Linked DNA regions of Mus musculus: region 2 is linked to region 1. The links are chromatin loops, found by intact Hi-C in ENCODE. Cell type or tissue: heart. All regions are shown on one strand.

Evidence for each region. Hi-C counts contacts between places; a loop is a spot of excess contacts. Peaks named below come from ENCODE experiments on the same cell type or tissue, not always from the same donor. Only the 100,000 strongest peaks of a DNase experiment are listed, where the experiment ranks them.
Region 2: a loop joins it to region 1, with 1.8 times the contacts of the local background. A loop is called at or near these places in 5 of 42 quality-filtered maps.

Annotation. Positions count from the first base shown.
Region 1 is chrX:73,785,560-73,788,059 of GRCm38, reverse strand. Idh3g (isocitrate dehydrogenase 3 (NAD+), gamma) reads left to right here and starts at 1,163. Exons shown (of 13, transcript NM_008323.1): 1 at 1,163-1,285. The coding sequence starts at 1,205. Ssr4 (signal sequence receptor, delta) reads right to left here and starts at 1,037. Exons shown (of 6, transcript NM_001166480.2): 1 at 754-1,037. The coding sequence starts at 820. In heart, a CTCF peak has its summit at 1,100 (motif pointing right); DNase peaks (open chromatin) are centred at 1,089 and 1,389; H3K4me3 peaks cover 2,500 bases; H3K27ac peaks cover 2,451 bases.
Region 2 is chrX:73,914,087-73,916,586 of GRCm38, reverse strand. No RefSeq gene overlaps it. Among named protein-coding and RNA genes, the nearest start is that of Arhgap4, 4.0 kb to the right of the region's middle. In heart, a CTCF peak has its summit at 1,438; a DNase peak (open chromatin) is centred at 1,486; H3K4me3 peaks cover 864 bases; H3K27ac peaks cover 1,439 bases.

The DNA of each region.
Region 1 (2,500 bases):
TACAGCCAGGTTTGTCTTTTTAAGACACTGCTAGCAACAGACTGAAGGATTCTCTGAGGGGTGGGTAGAAGGGATGGCCAGAGGCTACCTGTATGTACAGAAACCAAATCGTCCTTAGTTCAGGCTCTCAGGTCTGAGGTGCTAACATCTTTCAAAACACATGCCGGCACTCCAGATTGAGCTCAGCCCCACTACCACGTTACAGATGTCTCACAAATATCAACGGGTCTGTGCACGGTTCAATTTTGCTATGAACTTTGGGGTGGGATATACCAAGGCGTCACAAAAAGTCGAGGCTCTGGGCACTAAAAGCCCTTGCTCACTTCATCGGTTCCCTATCTAACTCGCCTAGTGCCCTTACTCTGATCTGCCTCCCTCTCTTAGGTTTCTCTTGGGGAAGCCTGGCCTATGCAGCATTGGTTCGTAGCTGCCAGCACTGCTCTTGTGCGACTACCTTTTGACACAGGAACCAGGGACATACATATCACCTTCCCTGCTGGAGCTGGTGGTCGGAGCATGGTACTGCTTTGGGGGTTCTCCCAAAAGCAGACAAGGAAGCAACCTGGCTGTCGGGTAAACGTGTGTGTGGTGCTTTGGTCGCCACGACACAACACCCATCGGGGGAAGATCCCGTCAGTAGCGACGAGCCCCGGGAAGGGCCAGATCCCCACCTCGCGCACACCCTTCCTCCCCCCAGCACCACCTGCCAACAGCAGGGGCGCGCCCCGAAACAAGCTCCGGCCAGGCCGCTACCTGAGCAGCAAGATAGGCCAGACAGCAGGAGTAGTGCCAGGGCGCCGAAAGATGCCATCGCCGCCATCGCCTCTTCTCTTCCGAGGGGAAAAGAGAGCAAGCCACCCTGGACATGCGGAGCAGACGAGGAAGCGCGACGCGTAAGCGGCCTCAGCACCCAATCGTGCGTCGGCGGGCTGGGTCGGGCATGGTGACGTCGCTGGCGGCACTGACGTGTCCGCTTCCCTAGCCAGGGTCCCAACCGGTCGCACTTCCCTCCTTCTCAGCCTTCCCCTCCCCAAGATGGCGGAACAGTGCTCTAGGCACCGGAAGGGGGCGTAAGAACCGGTGTGACTGTGCGCGTGCGTAATGCTAGCGTTTTCTCAACCCATACCCCGGATTTCTCGCTGTCCCCAACTGTCGCGAGAACGGTGCTTAATGTTTTGACCTGTAGAGGTCCTCACTTTTCGTCATGGCGCTGAAGGTGGCGATAGCTGCTGGCGGTGCTGCAAAGGCAATGCTCAAGCCAACTCTCCTCTGCCGTCCTTGGGAGGTGAGTGGTGAATGGGCGGTGGGACATTTGCAGGCTTACAGAGGGACTTAACACCCAATTGAGACCCGGAGTCGGGTAACGGCTCTTTGAGCAAACACGGAATTCGATTGGCTGTGCGAGCCATAGGAGGGGCGGGGAGAGGGCTGCACTCTGGGGTTCACTGGTTGCTTCTGCTGTCCGTGAGGCGGTTGGCCGAAATTGACTCTGATCTGGCTCCTCTGTGCCTTCCTCCGGAAGGGTTGGGAAGGTAGACCGCAGTAGCTAGGTGTCCCCTCCGTAGTGTCCTTGTGGAAGCCCTTTTGAAGAGGCCACGTGTCCTGGCCCACCTTGCATGTACCATCTAAGCCTGTTTCTGGACTCAGTTCCTCCTTGGTTTTCCCTCTCTTAGACTGCTTTGCCCTAGTGGAGGTGGAAAATCAGACTTTATCAGTATCTCTCTCGCTGTGTGTCTCTCGCTGTGTCCCCGCGTTCCCTCTCCCGGTTTCTCTCTGTCTCGTCGAACACGCGGTTTCTCTCTGTAGCCTGGAACTCACACTGTAGACCAGGCTGGCCTTGAATTCAGAAATCCTCCTGCCTCTGTCTCCCAAGTGCTGGGATTAATTAAAGGCATGCACCGCCGCCATCTGGCTATCCATAATCCTTGATCCCTCCAGATCTTCCGCCTACCAAGCACCTAGATACTTGATTCTAACCAAAAGGCCAACAAACAAGCCCAAACCCCTGTAATGAGAGTGAACCAGGGTTCTAAGACTGGAAGCTTCTAGGGCTTTGCTTTCCTGGTTCTTTCTTTGGAGTCTTGGTTAGCTGGTTTAGCTCCTGGGTAGCACTGCTTAGCACCAGAAAACCAACAACTAGCTCTGGGGAATAAGAGCTATGACCTCTAGGCCTTGCTCTTCCACTGACCTAGAATATGGCATTAGGCCAGCTCTCTTTTCTCTCTGGGTTCCAGTGAGGAGAGAGGACTTTATGTTCTCAAAGCATTTGCTGACTCTGACCTTCCAGAATGCCATGGGGTTTTTTGTTGTTGTTGTTGTTGGGGTCTTGGGGGCTTTTTTGTTTTGTCTTGTTTTGTTTGGGGAAGGGAGCTACATATGCTACATGAAATTCTATTTAAAATAGGGACTTCTGGTTCAGCCAGATGGCTGAGTGGGTAAAGGCACCTGCCTCCAAGCTTGGATACCAAGTTTAATCCTTGGAATTCTTGTAAAATGCAAG
Region 2 (2,500 bases), 130 kb before region 1:
CTGCCTCTGCCTCCCGAGTGCTGGGATTAAAGGTGTGCGCCACTACGCCCGGCTGGGTGCTATATTCTGATGTCACGTGTCTGGCCTATAGGCCTCATTAATGTCCTTTTTGTCCTAATGTAATTTTCTAGGGCTGAACAAAATGATTTCCTGGGCTTTCTAGTCAGCCTCACATTTCAGAGGCAGCTCTCCTACCTTGATGTTCTTTGCTGTACTGCTTTGCCCCCTTATGCCCCTCTCAGCCCTTTACCCTAGGTCATACTTGTTCTCATCAGTAGGAGCTTCTGGAACCCCAAATGCCCAAGTCCAACTGCTCATTGCACTTATCTGGAGAGATCCTAGCCCCAGGTGCTTAGGCTCTTCCTATCTGTAACCTTTTTTTTTTTTTTTTTTTTTTTTGAGAGACAGGATCTCTCATTCTTAGCTTGGAACTCATTACGTAGCCCAGGCTGGCCTCAAACTTGTGTCAATCCTGCCCCAGGCTCTAAAGTGCTGGGATTACAGGCATTAGCCATTCCTCCATTAATATTTTGTATTTGCTGTGGGGCAGTGGTGGCACACTTAATCCCAGTACTTGGGAGGCAGAGGCAAGTGGATCTTTTTAAGTTCCAGGCCAGCCTGATCTACAAAGTGAGTTCCAGGATAGGGCTGTGCAGATAAACAAGACAAGACAGTTCCATGCATTGTCTAGTTCTTGACTGCCATCAGGATACCCTCAATGACTTCTAATATTTTTGCGACTTCTGTTAGGTTCATAAACTCAAATATAATTGAACTAAAAAGACAAAAAGAGAGTCCTCACTTCTGAACGTTTTGTTACACCGTCACCCTTGCCTTAACATTTGCTCCTCTAAATGTGCTGCTTTAAGACCATCACTTGTGGCTCCTAGGTCCTGGGTGGGCTCTCCTTAGGCCGCTCACCTAACTGCAGTGCACCTTATATCAGAGCTGTCACTTTACTAATAATGTCCTTGCTCCTGCAAGTGGCACAGCGATCCGCCACTATGTGGAATAATTTGTCCTGGAGCTTAGTACTTTGGTTGTACAAACCATCTATTAGAAACTGAGAAAGAAGCGACTGAAGGGCGGGGAGGAAAAATCACAGCCGCACCCTGTCCTCTAGTTCAAACGAAAATGCGTTCTTGCCGGGCAGTGGTGGCCTTTAATCCCAGCACTTGGGAGGCAGAGGCAGGTGGATTTCTAAGTTTGAGGCCAGCCTGGTCTACAGAGTGAGTTCCAGGACAGCCAGGACTACTCAGAGAAACCCTGTCTCGAAAAAAAAAAAAAAAACCTGCGTCTGGTTGGCTAAAATTACGGACTTCCCTTTGTATGAGTCGAGTGGCTTGTTCCACCCGGCGTGCTGGCGTCAGTTCCTTCGCAAGCCAGTGGCGTTCTTAGTTCTCAAGCTCTGATTGGTTCTGCAGCGCTAGGCCTGCCGCCTTGTGGTAAAGCGGTGGACATGCGCAGTGGTTCCATCCTGTCTTAGAGTTGGTGGGTGGGGGAGATTGCAGATCCTCTTAAAGCACTTACAGAATCCTCTCGAGGCCCGCCCTCTGCACTGGTTGCTTAGGTGTCATTGGTGGCCGCCTGAAACTCTGCTGTCCGCCCCGCCTCCTAGTAGGTTAGGTTTCCTGGGCGGAGGTCAGAGCTGTGAAGGGGAAAACCACAGGCCTGCTAGGCCTTGGGGGCCCAGCACTTCCCCTGCTTTGGCGGCGTCTGCCTCTTACATTATGAGCGGAGACTGAGGGTGACTCTAGGGACACTTCTCCAGGCCTTACCTTCATGCTTAATCTTTTCTTTCTTTCCTTTTTTTTTTTTTTTTTTTTAAAGAATTGCTTATTTTATGTATCTGTCACTGTCTTCAGACACACCAGAAAAGGGCATTGGATCCCACTACAGATGGTTATGAGCCACCATGTGGTTGCTGGGAATTGACTCAGGACCTCTGGAAGAGCAGTCAGTGCTCTGAACCTGAACCATCTCTCCAGCCCTCTCCAATCCTTTTTTTCTCTTTTGAGCCCTACTATCCTCTCATTTCCCTCTGTCCAGAGTAGCCAGCCAGTCTGAGCTTATCAGCCCTGTGGTCATCATCCCTCAGGACCAAGTATACATCCTTCCACATATTCAAAAATGTTTTGCAGAGCTCCAGAGATAGGCAGGCAGCTCTAAGTGTATTCTGATAAGTGTATGAAGTTAAATATATTGGCCATTATAACTTCATGCTGAATATAAACATTTCAATGCCTGGCCTGCATTGTGATACCCTGTCATAAAGAAATAACCCTGTATATATAACCCTTGCTCTCTTTTTAAAGATTTAGTGGGGGGGGGAAGGTGGAGAGAGAGAAGATAGTGTTTTAGAAGTGAAGTATTAAATGGTTGTGAGCAGCCTTTGAATTTTAAGAACTGAACTCTGTCCCCTGGAAGAGCTCTTTAACCACTGTAAGCACCTCCATTACTTATCTTGTTGGGTTTTGGTTTTGTTTGTTTTGACAATCTC